2 separate regions of the Mus musculus genome follow, and region 2 is linked to region 1. Evidence: chromatin loops called from intact Hi-C (ENCODE). Cell type or tissue: heart. All regions are shown on one strand. Each heading gives the region's core, and the rest is flanking DNA. Links, peaks and the distances in the headings are about the cores only.

Evidence for each region. Peaks named below come from ENCODE experiments on the same cell type or tissue, not always from the same donor. Only the 100,000 strongest peaks of a DNase experiment are listed, where the experiment ranks them.
Region 2: a loop joins it to region 1, with 2.2 times the contacts of the local background. A loop is called at or near these places in 5 of 42 quality-filtered maps.

What each region holds. Positions count from the first base shown.
Region 1 is chrX:101,126,772-101,135,106 of GRCm38, reverse strand. It overlaps a transcript of Snx12 not described here. Among named protein-coding and RNA genes, the nearest start is that of Gm24061, 11 kb to the left of the region's middle. In heart, for the core only: CTCF peaks have their summits at 2,709 (motif pointing left) and 3,922 (motif pointing left); no DNase peak of the experiment used is centred there.
Region 2 is chrX:101,218,486-101,226,820 of GRCm38, reverse strand. It overlaps Snx12 (sorting nexin 12), which reads left to right and starts at 4,258. Exons shown (of 5, transcript NM_018875.2): 1 at 4,258-4,559. The coding sequence starts at 4,395. In heart, for the core only: no CTCF peak of the experiment used is centred there; a DNase peak (open chromatin) is centred at 4,190; H3K4me3 peaks cover 1,952 bases; H3K27ac peaks cover 1,641 bases.

The sequences.
Region 1 (8,335 bases), core at 159-8,158:
AAAAATTGTTACTTTTTAAAAACCTCTGTGTCGGGCTGGAGAGATGGCTCAGTGGTTAAGAGAGCTGACTGCTTTTCTGAAGGTCCTGAGTTCAAATCCCAACAACCACAGTCAGTCATTTTCTGTATTCTTTGATAATTTCAAGCATGTATGTAATGTATTGGGTCATTTTCATCCCCCGTTATCCCTCCCACCCCTTCCCACTGAACCCTTTCTTCTAACCGTTGAGTTCCCCTCTATGTTCATGACTTTTGTTTAGTGTTTGTGACCCACTGAGGTTAATTGGGGTTGCTTGTGTTAGCATGGGTGTGGTTATTTACTTTATTATGAATGACATCACAGAAGCAACCATTAACTACCAACAGATCCTGAGAATCCAAGTCAGAAATTTGACTGCTTGGGTTATGTTGTTTTTTTTCCCTATATCTCATGAAAATGCTGTTTTGCTGGGATTTGAACTCAGGACCATGTGGTTGTGGGATTTGAACTCAGGACCTTCAGAAGAGCAGTCAGCTCTCTTAACCGCTGAGCCACCTCTCCAGCCCGACACAGAGGTTTTTAAAAAGTAATAATTTTTATTTGTAGCCAGAGTGTTTCTTCCAGTATAAAATATCATTGTCAACACATCTGGTAACTGGATGTTTGTCTTTCATGTGTTCCCCTCCACCAGTAGGAAATCTCGTACTAAAAATCTAATACTTTAGGCAGGGGCAGGGGAGTCTCTATGAGTTCTAGGCCTGCCTGGGTTACAGACCGAGTTCCAGGACAGCCAGGACTACACAGAGAAACCCTGTCTCAAAAACCAAAAAAAAATACAATAAAATAAAAACGAAGTGGAATACTTTTGCTTTATATCAGTATTGGTCATTTCTTTATAGCTGCTTTTAAAATATGTTGTTTTAAGTTGTTGTTCCAAGTTATTTCAGAAAAGCTTTCTCTCCAACCCCCCCCTTCCCTTTTCCCTTTTGCCTTTTGCTCTGGCCCATAGATTACAGATCTATGTGAGCCACCTTGTAGTTGCTGGGATTTGAACTCATGACCTCCGGAAGAGCAGTCAGTGCTCTTAACTGCTGGGCCATCTCACCAGCCCTCAGGGAAGCTTTCTTGTAGCCTTTTTAACCTTTTAATTTTATTTGTTTGAGTCATGATTATTTTATTGCTCAGATTGTCCTGAAACTCACCATATCATCCAGGCTGGCCTCAAACGTGTGTTGAACCTTCAGCCTCAGCCTCCCAAGTGCTGGAATTGCAAGCATGAGCCACCACCCCATCTCTGTTCTCACCTTTATGGGTGTTTTACTAGCTTTTGCTTCCTCCTCTTAGACTCCCTGCTTTTCCCCTTCCCACTGATTTTCTCTGTTCCTCTAGTCTCTATCCTGCTCTTGTGCAAGGACTATACATATACACACAGACACAAAGACACACATACACACACATAACACAAACACAGAGAAATATATATATATAAATATGCATGTGTATTCTCCATAAAGGGTTGTAGGATCCACAAACAAAACATGGTATTTGTTATTCTATACATGGTTTATTTTGTTTTATTTTCTTGTTTTTATTTTCTTCTCTCTGTATTTTTCTTTTTTCTCTTTCGGGGGGTGGGGAGTAGGACTTGAGACATGGTCTCAGTTTTTCAAGTGCTGAGATATTCTTTGCTTGCTTTCCTTTTTATCACTTCATTCTTCTCGTTTTGGTTCTATGCAGGTCCCCTCTTCTTATCTTCTCTTTTTTTTTTTTTTTTTTTTTAAAGATTTATTTATTTATTATATGAAAGTACACTGTAGTTGTCTTCAGATACACCAGAAGAGAGCATCAGATCTCATTACGGGTGGTTGTGAGCCACCATGTGGTTGCTGGGATTTGAACTTTGGACCTTTGGAAGAGCAGTCGGGTGCTCTTACCCACTGAGCCATCTCACCAGCCCCCTTATCTTCTCTTTTATATCTTGAGTTCATTTGCTCTTTCTGCCTTAGAACTCATTTCTTTTTTTTTTTCCATTTTTTATTAGGTATTTAGCTCATTTGCATTTCCAATGCTATACCAAAAGTCCCCCATACCCCCCCCCCACTCCCCTACCCACCCACTCCCCCTTTTTGGCCCTGGCGTTCCCCTGTACTGGGGCATATAAAGTTTGCAAGTCCAATGGGCCTCTCTTTGCAGTGATGGCCGACTAGGCCATCTTTTGATACATATGCAGCTAGAGACAAGAGCTCCGGGGTACTGCTTAGTTCTAGTCTCTCTTATTTTCGATTCTTTCCTGGACCTCATTACCCTGTGCTTTAGTTGTTCAGACCCTGACTTCTTCTGCATCTTCTCTCCTTTTCTTTGTCTACTTTGAACTTGCGTTGAGATGGCAGGCTATAATGTTCATGGCTCATAAGCATGTGCTTCCGCTTTGCTGTCAATTGTCATTGCGAATCGTCCTCACTGGCTTCTAGTAAAAGCTATTGCTCATTTGCACGTGACTTTATGAATTTATGCTTATGTATTTTGATCTTTTGAGACAGGATTTTCTTATGCAGCCCAGGCTTGCCTCGGTCTGCTGAGTGCCAGAATTAGAGGCTCCTGCCATTGCATCTTTTTTTGAAAAAGAAAAGAAAAGAAAACAAAAAACAAAAAAAAACGGTTAGAAGGGTGGAGGCTAGGATCCCAGTAGGTTTTCCATTTTCGTGGCTTCTAGCTCCCTCTTCTGTTGCTTTTGTGTAATTCCCCAAAATGTGACTTCCTTTCTCAGAGACCTGGATCTAGCTCTCCTGTCCCATGGTCCTTTTTGCTTTTTACTGTATTGCTGAATCTGGATTCTGTTTCTGGCAGTGTCTTTTGCTTCTGGCTGATTAGTGTGGAGAGCTTGTGGGGCCCACACTGCTGCGGACACGGAGTTTTGGGGGACACTTAGGTCTCACCCCTCCGTACCAGCCACTTTGCTTTGTCACCTGCTCATTGCTTCCTTTCACACAGGGCTCATTTCACAACTGCTTTACAGCTGTTGGTAGTCTGCACCCGTCCACATATTTGGATTTAAGAATCTTCTTGCCTAGCTTTGTGACACTTATTGTCCATGGGCTTGGGGGTTTTCTCTAGCAGACTTAAGGTTTTGGTTCTTACATGTTTCAGATAGGGTTCTCTTTATGGAACCCAGGCTAGCCTCAAACTCCTGATGCTTCTGTCTCTGTCTCTGGAGTGCTGCGGTTACAGGTGTGCACCACTGTGCCTAACTTGTTTTCTGTTTTTATTAAGCTACTCAGGAGTGAGAATATTTTTTTAAAATTATGCCACCACCACAACCTGTCCAGAACCTTCCTATCAATTAATTTTAATTGAACTATTATAAGTTTTGCACACATTTAAAGCCATGTGTAGTAGCTCATGCTTATAATCCTAGCAGTTGTGAGTTAGAGGCAGGAGGATCAGAAGTTTGTTATCTTCAGTTACACCGTGAGTTTAAGGCGATCCTAGGCTACATGATATCAAAAAACAAAACAAAACAAAAAACCAAAAAAAAAAAAAAACTAAAAACAAAACTTCTCCCCCAAACCAAACCCCTGCACATTATAGCACATAATTGCAATCTCAACACTTAGTAGTGGGAAGCTGGAGGGTCAGAAGTTAAAGGTCATTCTCAGCTACATAGCAAGTTCTAGGCCAGTCTGGGCTGCATAGCAAGAACCCATCTTAAAAAAAAAATAAAGTAGAACCGGACCTGGTGGGACTTTAATTCCAGTAGTCAGGAGGCAGAGGCAGGTGGATCTTTGTGAGTTCAAATCTATTCTCGTTCAGTAGCAAGTTCCAGCCTCTTGCTCCCCCGACAAAAAAGTAGGAGCTGGAAACCAGGCTCATTTCTGAAGAGATGGCTGTGTAACCCATTTCTATGTAACTCAGTTCTAGGGAACCAGACGGCCCTCTCCTGGTCATTGTGAGTACTGCAAGTACGTAGCACACCCTCATACATGCAGGCAAAATATCACTGAAAAAGAAGAAATTTCACTTTATATTTTAGACACGTCTGTATAGTTTTTATTTTCTGATGTTTCAGGAATTATTCTTGCAACCAGTCTCCCTCTTGCTCTCACGTTCATTTCATCTTCATTTTGTTATTTGAGAATTTCATACATGTCTACCGTCTGTTGTGACCAAATCCACCCTCCAGTTCTCCCAGCTCCTCTCTACCAGGTCCTGAGCCCATATACCGTTCATATGATCTGAAACCATATCCTTGAAAAAAACTTGATTCTCCCTACCCCAGCAGCCATCAGCTACCAATAGCTCCTCAGCTAGGGGTGAGGCCTTATAAATCCCCTGTCTAGCCATGCTGGAATTTTGATTGGCTTGCTGTCATAGCCACAGTGAGTTGCATGTATGCAACCAGCCTGCTATGTCCAGAAAACACTATTTCATGGCATGTCTCTAACTCTTACAGTCTTTCTGACCTGCCTTCTGTTTTGTATGTTTGTTTGTTTTTCAAGACAAGGTTTCTTGGAACAGTACTGGTCGTCCCCTGAACTGGCTCTGTAGACCAGGCTGGCCTTGAACCCATTGAGATCCTCCTGCCTCTGCCTCCTGAGTGCTAGGAATGAAGGCGTGTGCAGCCACCACCTTGCTCCGGCTTCTGCTTTGATCCCTGAACTTTGGTGGTGGTGGTATAGGTGTGATGGCACTGTCTCTCATTAGGACTGAGCACTTTGCAGCCTCTAGTTCTCTGCAGCATGACCAATTGTGGACCTGTCTTAAGCACCATCTACTGCAAAAACTAATCTGGAGGAAAGGGAGATATTGTTTGTCTGCTTTGGGTTTTTTTGGGGGGGTGGGGGTTGGGTTTTTTTGTTGTTGTTGTTGTTCGTTTTTCGAGACAGTGTTTCTCTGTGTAGCCATGGCTGTCTTGGAACTCAGTCTGTAGACCAGGCTGGCATCAAACTTGGAGACATCCACCTGTCTCTGCCTCTCAGGTGCTGGGATTAAAGGCTTCTTTCTGCTTGTTTGCTTCTTTTTAACCGAAGCTTTGGATTGCCTTTTGTAGATGAATCATCAATGTTTTCTGGAGATGTGTGTGTGTGTGTGTGTGTGTGTGTGTGCGTGCTCTTTTTTTGCTGCTCTAAGAGCTCAGTCTTAGGCCTTGTATATGTTTCTCATGTTCTCCTCAGCATATCCATTGGTTGATATGTATTTCACTCCTTTTTCTTCATCTGTTTTTGAGAGGGGGTTTCACTGGACTGTGGGCTGGCCAGAAACTCACTATGTAGCCAAGGCAGTCTTCTTCCCTCCGTCTCCTGAGGGCTGTGCTTGTGAGCCTGAACCGCCCGCCATTCCTGACTCCAATGTATTTAATTCTTAGGCTGCATTCTTTCTGGTTGCTTTCCAAGCCCGCCTCACAGCTGTCACCATGAAATTTTGTTTTTCTCACTGGAAATATGAGTTAAGTCTGCATTTTTTAATTCCCTGGATATTTTCCTTTCTGGTATTTACCCTGGTTTTGTAAGAGTACATCTTTAAGTTACATACTCGGAAAGAATAGATGTTCCTTGTATCTTTAAGTTTTAGAAAATAATCTTTCATACTCAACTTGATTTATAATTTGGTTGGATTTTAAATTCGAGGTTCAAGTTGTAGTACTGTCACCAAGAAATTTTCAGTTCCCATTTTAAATTAGTTTTTATTAATAAGTTTTGTTCTTTGATAATTTCCCATATATATATGTATATATATATATTGCATTCTAGTCACTTGTTCCCGCCTTCTTCCCATCTCTGCCATCTCTTCTTTCCTTACAAATCTCTTTCCCATATTTCCTAGTTTTTGTTTTGTGTCCCACAGAGTTTAACTGGGCTGTTTGTGTGACCCAGGCTTTGGAACTAACCATCAGAGTATGATGGGCTTACCACTGTATATAGTACTGGATTCTATGCCCCCCTCCCAGAATCTGTTAGTTGCTAAGAGATCTGCTGTAGGAAATAGGGACTTATGAGTCTCTTCCCCTTCCATAGCTGGCTGTTAGGAAGGCTCAACTTGTGTGGACCCAGAGCCAGTAGTAGGTATAACTGCTGTGAATTCGTGATTTCCATTGCTGGGACAGGCATTAAAGATGGCGTTTCTTAATACTTCTATCTTCTGGGATTTCCTTTCGTATCATTATCATCATCATCTGTGTGCTTGATGCATGTGATTGCCTGCATGGCATGTCACATATATGGAGGTGATGACAACTTTGTGGGGTTGGTTTTCTACTCTCACCTTTATATGAGTTCTTTCTATGAGTGGCAAGCTCGCTTACTCACTGAGCCATCATGCTGGTTCTGTGGTTTCCTTTTGTGGGTTTTTAATCTTGTTTAAATAATTTCAAATGGACTCAAAAGGAAGCTCAAGGGCCATTTTACTAACATTTGAAAGCAAAACAACAGATCAGGCAACCTGTAAATCTTGGCAGCTTCCAGGTAGAGGGAGTTTCAAAAAGCTGAGTGTTTTATCTTTTGAGTTCCGGTCCAGGAAATCCAGCATGTTAGAGCATTCTTAGGCTTTTGGCCAGTACCCAGAAGAGAGAGAGAAAGAATGAAAATGAAAAGTTGTGCTTCCTTTTAGTTAGAGCTCAGAAAGGCAGTGTGGTTTAGCAATGCTGCATGACAGAAGCTCTGTAAGCATCAAAGGAGGGGCTTCTGGGAACTATCATTGCGGAGGTTAATTATTCCTCCCGTTTCCGGAGCTTGTCTCCAGGTGAATGAGTTCTCCTGTTGGCTAGGTGATTGACAGAACTCTCCAGAGTAACCTTTAAGGGAGGAGGCAATGGAATAGTATGTTCTAGTCTTTGGAGCAGAGACAACTCAGAATCCATTTTTTTTTAATAGAAGGAAGTAGCTTTTCCCTTAATGGGCCTCAACAAAGCTCCAACACCTTTATCTTTTTGTATGGTATTTTAAATCCTAAGAAGGGACAATTGTGAGTCTTCCCTCTCTGTTGTTACCAAGGAAATGAGAGGTGGGTTCTAGAGCAGCATGAGAGCATGGTCTATCTTCAATGGCTTCTAAGTCTGCTAATCTGCTAATTCCTAAAATACTCTTCCCCACCAAACCACTTCAGAGATGGGCGGAAATTGGGAGACGGAAGGGCTTAGGAGCTGTGGTTCTCAACTTTTCTAATACTGCTAACCTTTAATATTTTGCTCACTCTCCAATCATAAAGTGATTTTTCTTGCTACTTTATAGCTATGCTTTTTCTAGTGTTATGAATATAACACTATGAATATAAAAAAAATCTGTGTTTTCTGGAGGTCTTAGGTGAACCCCGTGAAAAGGCCATTTGACCCCTATGAAAGAGGCCTACTATAGCTGAGCAGTGATGGTGTACACCTTTAATCCCAGCACTTGGGAGGCAGAGACAGGTGGATTTCTGAGTTCAAGGCCATCCTGGTCTACAGAGTGAGTTCCAGGACAGCTAGGGCTATACAGAGAAACCCTGTCTCTAAAAAATAAAAAAATAAAAAAACCCAACCACCCACCCACCCACCCACCCAACCAACCAAACAACCAAAAAATGGGGAAAAAAAAGAGTCCTACTCCAAAGAGGTTGCCCCCCATTGGTTGAGAACCACTGGTTTAGGGTCTTTACTTTTGCTGACTTTTAAGCATTAGAGGGTGATCAAGGAATTACATTGCAGCAGGACCATCAGATTAAAAGAGATAAAATTAAGACAGCAATTGAGTACATAAGGTTCAAAGATTAATAGCATAATCAACCAGACAACATCTATCATCTATTTATCTATCTATCTATCTATCTATCTATCTATCCCCTTTCCACTATGAAAACCTAGATATCCAGTTCCAAAGTTCTTCAAGGGGATTCGTGTTTCCACTGGAGTTGTGGTCACACTCACACAGCTTCTGGACAGCTGTGTAAAAGGAAAAGAAAGATAACAAGAGGCTAGACCACAAACTAGAGTCCCCAAACACTTCTGGTATTTCTGGCCTGTGGCCAGTACAGAACCCAAGATATGTTTGGCTTTTGGCCAAGGACAAGAATGGTGTTGTTTGTTTCTGAGATCCCTAATGTAAAACTGCCTGCTTTCACAAGCATAGCTTTTTTCCCATTCAGGCATGTAAGACCATCATATCACTAGCGTGAAGCAGAGATAACGTGGGATCCATAGTCATGGTAATAAAATAAACAGAAAAATACAGTGATTGCTGTGTCTGTGGTAAAGGTAATGGCGCTATTAACACTTCCATCTTGCCTCCTAACTGCATGTGACCAGGAGGAGTGCTAGAGTACACAGACAGAATATTAAAGGTGGCCCCTCCCGATTCCGGAAGTCCGGAGAGTTGGCCACAGGGTCATG
Region 2 (8,335 bases), core at 74-8,073, 92 kb before region 1:
CTAAGTATGGTAGCTCATTTCTAAAATCCCAGCATGTTGGAGGTAGAGAGAGGAAGATCAGTAGTTTGAAGTTAACTTGGGCTATATTAGACGCTGTCTCAGAAAACTATTCTTAGCTGGCTGTTGGTGGTGACCTTTAGACCCCACACCCAGGAGGGAGAGGCATGTGATTCTCCATGTTCTAGGCCAGCCTGGTCTACACAGTGAGTTACAGGACAGCCAGGGTTATACAGAGAAACCTGTCTTCAAAAAACCAAGCTAAATCAAACAAGCCCAAACCCAAACCAAACCAATCAAACAAACAAAAAAACAAAACAAAACCTTCCAAACTGACCACTCCTTTTTAAGTAAATTTTCTTAAAGTCATTTAAAAAAAACAAAACAAAACAAAACAAAACAAAAAGCCATTTTTTCCCCAGAAAGATCATAGGGATCCACACTCCCATCCAAATGGTATCACCTCACTAGCTTTTAAATCCGTCCTTTCTTTTCCACATATTTCTTTCTACACTATACTCGACGAACTCGTCTATCTCTAACCCCCATCATGCCCTCAAGCACCAGGCCAGGAGTTTCCAGCTGCCAGCTGGACATCGACACCTGCATGTCTTCTAAACAACTTTGATTTATTTGAACTGAACTCATTTTCCCTCCTCCTCAATGTACTCATTTCTGTAATTCCAGTGTTGATTGATGGGGCCTGGTCAGAAAACCAGGGGTCATTTTCAATTCCCCCTCCTCCTTCTCCAAATATTAACAAGTTACTAACAACCACTTTGTGCAATATAATATTTTATTTTATTTAATTTTCACAACAGCTGCAATGGTAGCTTTTAGGTTTTGTTTGTTTTATTGGTTTTTTTTTTAATTTTTATTTTTATGAGACAGAGTTTCTCTGTGTAGCTCTGGCTGTCCTGAAACTTGTTCTGTAGACAAGGCTGGTCTTGAACTCAGAGATCCGTCTGCCTCTGCCTCCTGAGTGCTGGGCTAAAAGGTGTGCACCACCAATGCCAGCCTTTGTTTTATTTCCATTTTACAGATGAGGAAAACTTTGTACAATTTATTCAAGGTTACAGAGGTAGGGAGCAGGGTTTAAAATCTAGTCAGTTTCAATTCATGGCTCACACATTTAACTAAGCCCTATACTGGATCTCTATCTAATACAAATCCTATTTCATTCTTCTATACCTTTTCCCCCTTAGCTTTCATTTATGTGTGCATATATGTGCTGCTCATTTGCAGGAGCAGGTACCCTCAGAGGCCACAAGACCTCAGAATTTTGGGGGCTGAAGTTACCCAAGGTTGTGAGCTACCCAATGGGGATGCTGGGAACTGAACCCATGTCCTCTGCAAGAGTAGGCATTGCTCACTCTTAACCACCGAGCCATGCCTCTAGCCCTCACCACTTTCTTATTGTAGGTTCCTTCCTAATTAGTCACATTCAACTTTAATATATTTTCTCATGTTACCTGCAAAATAGTCCCTCTAAGATGAATAGGATCATGTCTTTCTAACTTCTTTTTTCCTTAAGACCCTTTGGTGGTTGCCTATAATCTATCATAAAAGCAGAGACATTGCTTAATATAGAGGACTCATTCTCTTCTCTGCCCATCCCCAGACATCCTACATCCCTTAAACATTTCCATTACACAATCTGAATTGGTGATAATTTCCTAAAAATACTGTAGAGTTTCTTCCTGCAATGGGTTTAAATATGTTATTTCCTGTGCCAGAAATTGCCTTTCCCCATTTCCAGAACTATTTCTCCTTTATGCCTTTAAAAGGTTTTTAAAAGAAGATTAAATTTTTTTTTGTATATGAGTGCTTTGCCTGCAAGTATGGATGGGTACCACATGTGTGCCTGGTGCACAAGAAGGTGAGAAGAAGGCAGTGCATCTCCTGGAACTGGAGTTATGGATGGTTATTAACCACTATGTGAGTTTTGGGAATCAAACCCAGGTTCTCTGCAAGAAAAATCAGTGCTCTTAACTGCTGAGCTATATATAGCTCCAGCCCACATCCCTTTATACCTTCCCATGTGTTAAATATGTCCACCTCTAGGAAGTCTTCCCCCAATTTTTTGAAACATATACCGTTTTGTTTTGTTTTGTTTTGTTGAAACAGGGTCCCATTATAGCCTGGGCTGCTTTCCAACATGCTGTGTAGCACAGGGTGGTATTAAACTCCCAAAGCCCTTAGATCCATCTCCCAATGGCTGGGAGCACAGGCATGCATTATCATGTCCAGCTCAGTAACCTAGTGTGTATATGCTACTTTGTTTATATTTGTCACATTTGTTTTGTTTGCTTGTCTTTACTTATAAAGTTAACTCTTGGGCAGTGGTGGTGCACATCTTTAATCCCAGCATTTGGGAGGCAGAGGCTGGTACAGCTCTGAGTTTGAGGCCAGCCTGGATTACAGAGTAAGATCCAGGACAGCCAGGCCTGCATAGAGAAACACTGTCTATATATATATATATATATATATATATATATATATATATATTTTAAAAAGTTAGCTTATTGGCAGCAGGAACTTTCATAACTCTAGGTCTTTTAGTATTTAGCACAGTGCTTGGCATGGAAGTAGTTTGTTGATATCAGTTATATTAAATTAAATTAATTATTATAAGCCCTTGTGCTTTGTTGAAAGACTCCAGTCTTCAGTAATATGAGGTTATTTTTGTAGGAGAGGAGGTTAGGTGATGGGAGGAGGAAAGAGGACCTAAAATTGCCACCTGTTTACCCCTTAATACGGGACATGCAGAGCTGGAGAGATGGCTCAGTGCTTAGGAGCACTGGCTGTCTTGCAGAAGACCCAGCTTCAAGTCCCAGCACCCAAAGTGGTTCACACAACCATCTGTAACTCCAGTTCCAGAGGATCTGACATCCTCTTTTGGCCTCCTAAGGCACTTCATGCACTTGGTGCATGGACACACCCGCAGGCAAAATATGCAGACACATCAAAAATACTTATTTAAAAGTTAAAATGATAATAAATAATTTACAAAATGAAGGGATATATATAAATTAGTTTTAAAAAATGTATGTTTAGCCGGGCGTGGTGACGCACACCTTTAATCCCAGCACTCGGGAGGCAGAGGCAGGTGGATTTCTGAGTTCAAGGCCAACCTGGTCTACAGAGTGAGTTCCAGGACAGCCAGGGCTACACAGAGAAACCCTGTCTTGAACTCCCCCCCCCCAAAATGTATGTTTAAGGACTACAGATATAGCTGATTTTGTAGAGCCTGGATTTGATCCATAGCACTGCACAAAACAGCATTTGGGAGAGACAGGCCGAAGGGTCCGATTTCAAGGTCATTCTCTGCTATAAAGCAAGTTTGAAAGCAGCCTGGGGTTCATGAGACAGTGTCTCAAAACTACATAAGAACCACAAAAATTCCTAGCTGGCCATGGTGACACTGAAACCCAGAGGGCTTGGCAGGAGCACTGCCACAAGTTCAAGGGAAGCCTGGACAGTTAGGATAAATGTAAGACTTTGTCTTAGTATGTACATAACATGTGCAAATACATTTTACACGTATGTAAATATGTTCTTCTGTAGATGTTCTCATGCAGACACATACTTTCATGAGAGGTTGCAAACAAGCTCACAGCATAGCCAAGTGCGGGTTCTGCAGCATATAGACAGAAGTTATGAAGTAAAGATCCTGAAATTTGTTAAGAAATGAATATGCCTGGAATTAGTTGTTATGTAGCAACATGTGGGGCATGAAGATACACCCACTATTCCTGAAAAGTGAGAACATGAAATCTTTATTGTTTACGCAATTCGTGTTTACTGATTCCCGGGCACCACAATGTATTGCTTACACTTGCGTGTAGCTTGAATTGAAACTATCAGTGGCACAAGTAGTAAGCCTGCAGTCTACGTTTTTTCTATTATTGTTGGAACCCCACCTTCCAGAAACCATTCTATTTTCAGGGAAAATCCGGACTTAAGGACCTGGGGTTTCGGCCTATCACCTTAGGATAATAGCTTGTGGGGCAGTGCCCACTGCTTGATTGATGCACGGGGTGAGCCAATTTCTTGGGTTGAGGGACACAGATTGGAGGAGCATGCGTGTGGTGCTTCTCAAACTACTGGGGCAGTGAGTATTGGAGATGCAGGTTCCGGGGCTGCTACCAGTACCACCCGGAAGTCTGAATGACGCTTGCATTATAGAGTACCAGCCCTAGTCTGCATGGCAACTATTCAGAGTGAAGGGCCCGAGGCTCGGGCGGTGTGTGCGTGCGCGCATGCGTGCGCGCGTGCGCGCCGCCGTCGTCTGGGGGTTGGCTGGTTATTTTGCAAGCGGGAGGGGCTGTGCGCGCTCTTGCCTCAGGCCTCTGTCCCCCACCCCCTTCGCCGGTACCGGGCTCTTCTTCGGAAAGATGTCGGACACCGCAGTGGCTGACACTAGGCGCCTTAACTCGAAGCCCCAAGACCTGACCGACGCTTACGGGCCGCCCAGTAACTTCCTGGAGATAGACATCTTTAATCCACAGACGGTGGGCGTGGGCCGCGCGCGCTTCACCACCTATGAGGTTCGCATGCGGGTGAGTCACGGGGTGAGGGAGACAGCTGAGGGAGGACGGAGCAGGAGGGGAGGGGGCATGGGGACGACTAACGGCGGGCCGCCTTGGAGGGGTCATGTGAGGGTTAGGGCTTGGAAGGTTTGGAGAGGAGGCTGCAGACTCAGCTGTGGCCCGAGGGTACAGAAAAGTCCAGAGGGGACTTGGGGCGGGGATGAAGGAAAACAAGTACTTACAAGGAAGAAGTGAGGCATGGCTGGACAGGGTGTGGACGATGGACAAAGATTAGTGAGGAATCCAAGTAGACTAGAACATGATTGACAGGACGGGAGGGGAGGATGGAAGAAGGCTGGGGGATGGAAAGCCAAGGCGATGTATCGCTGGGTTCTATAACTAAACTAGGTTATGGGAAGCCATTCTAAAGGGGGGAGGGCAGGAGGGCTCAGCTTCTTCCTAATAAGATCTCTCTGGGATGATGGAGTTAAGCAAAACCTTTAGTTCAAGGCAAGAGTGAGTGAAGGAAAGGGAGACAGTGGGCTTATGGGAGCAGTAGAAAAGCAATTTGCAGACAGAATGCTTTGCTGACTTGTGTAAGATTGACATCTGCAAGAGAGAACTGTTTTATGCTTAAGTTTCTTAGGTACCACAATGTCATGTCTCACGTGAAACCCGGCCCTGCACCGGGATTGGGGATTGTCAGCTGCTGCTCCCATCCTCTGCTAAGCCTTTAGATGTGAAGTATCCACAATGGTGACTTCAGGTTTTATTGGCGTTCACTTAGGGTTTATGGGAAAGGCAGCATTTGCCTTGTCTTCCCCTAATCTGTAGTTACTTTAATACATGACATTTCAGAAGGGCTCCAGGAATGGCTTCTTCTAGTCTGCACCCCAGGGGACTTTATTCTCTTACTCCACAGTGCTTAGTCCACAGTGCAAGATATAGTACATGGTTCACAGGTATTTTTTTTTTTTTTGCCCAGTTGAAATGGTACAGATTAAAAAAATTTAAGAACCATTTTTTCTTTTTTACTTGTGTTTTCTTCTCAGGTTAGAGATGCAGGATATTCTTTTCGAACAGTATCTCTTTTGAATAGCTTTGAAGATCTATGAGTCATATGAAGTTCTCATTTTTTTAAAAAGATGAATTGAATTAAGAATGTTTGTTCTACCTGTGCCTGACAATCTTATGGAGCAATGGCACCCTCTCAATTGAGAGGGGGCAGAAAGCCATCACAGCATGAAGCACAACTGTTTTTATGGAGGCTAGACTATTTGAAATGTTCTCTTTGGAGAAGGATGGGATTTATCTTCTTCAAACTGATAGAAGAGAGGTGATCATGGAGGAAGGCTTGACTACTCAAGGGACCCTAAGTCTAACTTGTTCAGTGTAAAGAGTGCCTTTAGGGTCTGTTCACCTTGTCTAGGTGCATAAGAACCTTAGGGATTAGTAAGGAAATAGTTCTCTAGGAATTCTGATAACAGAGACCATCCAACTAGTCCCTACTATGGGCCAAGCCCAAACTAGGTTTTAGTTTCTTTAAAAAAAATTTTTTTTTGATACCAAGTTTCTCTGTGTAGCCCTGGCTGTCCTGGAACTTGCTTTGTAGATCAGGCTGGCCTCAAACTCAGAGATCCACCAACCTCTGCCTCCCACATGCTAGGATTAAAGGCATGTGTCACTTTGCCCATCTAGGTTTTATTTTTTTGTATACCTTTTTTAAAAAACAGAAATCAGGAAAGCATGCAGTTTCTGTAATTTCCCCAAGTACATGTAATGTATAAGACCTCTGGATTTGAAACCAACTCTCTGACTCCAAAGTCCATGCTCTTTCCACGACCTTGTTAAACTTTAGTTGCAAAACTTAGTATGCAAAATGTACACTGAGACTTTGTTTTGCTTTGAGACAGGGTTTCTCTGTATAGCTCTGGCTGTCCTGGAACTCACTCTGTAGATTAGGCTTTCCTGGAACTCAGATCCACCTGCACCTGATTTCCAAGTGCTGGGACTAACCCGTATACTCAGCATTTTCCTCAGTGTCTTCCACAGTTCCAGTTATACAATGTTGATTGGAGTTCTTGGTGCTTCTTTATTTTGTGGGTTTGAGTTGATTGGAGGCTTTGGCTGTTTTATTGAACTCTAGTGTTTAGAAAGGTACTAAAATCATTTGTCATTTGTATTTATTTTTCTGGTCCTGGAAATTTAATTCAGGCTGAACACATACTCCTCATTGATCCTACCCCTTCAGCTCCTTTTTATAAATATTGATGAAGCTATTCTCTTTAATTTTATTCAGGAATGGATCCTGCCTGCCTGAGGAGTCTGGAGAGGTGCAATGGTGGCCTCACGTCATTGTACATATGGACATTTCAATGTGGACTTGAATTTTGTGTTTTCTTTCTCCTTTCACTTTATTTTCACTAATTATGTTTCTACTGTTTAAGGAACACAATATCTTTAGTAAATACTAGTACAAATCTATAATCCTATGATCCTAAATGTCTTTTTTTTCCTCTTAGGGGATTCTGATAAATTTTTCTATAATGGATGAATTTTAAACAGTTAATAACAGTTAATACATGCACATAGTATAAAATTCAGTTAGTATACTGTATGAACAGTCTCTAAATGTCATTACCAGAGGCTTTCCTTTCAAGAAAGTTTCCAGTTTCTTTTTAAAATCAAAAACTTAAAAAAGGTTTATTTGTCTTATGTCTATTTAGTGTTTTGCTCAAACATGTGTTTGAATCATATACATCCTGGAACTGGAATTAGAGATAGTGGTGAGCTGCCATGTGGGTGCTGGGAATTGAACCATGGTCCTCTGTAAGTGCTCTCAAGCACTGAGCCATCTCTCCAGCCCCCCCCCCCCCCTTCACGGTTTTTGAAATTACATTTGTATTCATTTTGTGTCCAGAGGAAGGTTTACAGAGCATGTCAGAGGACAACTTGAAGGACATGGTTCTTTCCTACCATCTGGGTTAGTAGGAATCACATTTAGTTGTCACCATTACTTGCCCATTCTTCTGGTCAGCCTCTAGTTTCTTATTTTTTCTTTTCTTTTGTTCCTTTCTAAGTTTCGTGTAGCCTAGGTTGTCCTAAAACTCACTGTGTAACTGAGAGTGACTTTCAGTTACTGATCCTCTGATTTCTACTTCTCAAGTACTGGCATTACAGGTCTTAGTCATCATGTTTGGTCACTTGTTTATTCCTTTTAAAAAATGCTTTTGTTCTTTGAGAATTTCATACCATGTATCATGACCATATTCATACCTACATTCCCCCCTAATTCCTTTCTGATCCATCTCTACCTCCCTAGCTCTTCAACTTTGAGTCTTCTTTAAAAACAAAGCAAAATCATCCAGTCCAATTTGTTTTGCTCATATACTTCAGGTATGGGACCATCCACTGCAGCATTGTGGACATACAGTGGGCCACATCCTAAAGAAAGCCTGATTCTCCCTCTCCATTTTAAGAATTGTTTAAATGACAAATTGTTATTTATATCAGACTATTTTCAACCATTGATATTTCTTGGACCTTGAAGATTTTGGGTAAAGTTGGAGCTAATGACAATCATCTGTTATTTGGCTGAGGAGGAGATTTCAATTTCAAGACTTGGGGACTGTAAGAGTTGATATAGTAAGGATCATGTGAGGCTCTACCAGCACTCCAAGATACTCCTTTCTTGCCAAGAGGCAATTGTGTAGAGAAGAAAGAGGTAGTTCTTTCTTTCTTTCTTTCTTTCTTTCTTTCTTTCTTTCTTTCTTACTTACTTACTTACTTACACATTGCTCTGAATT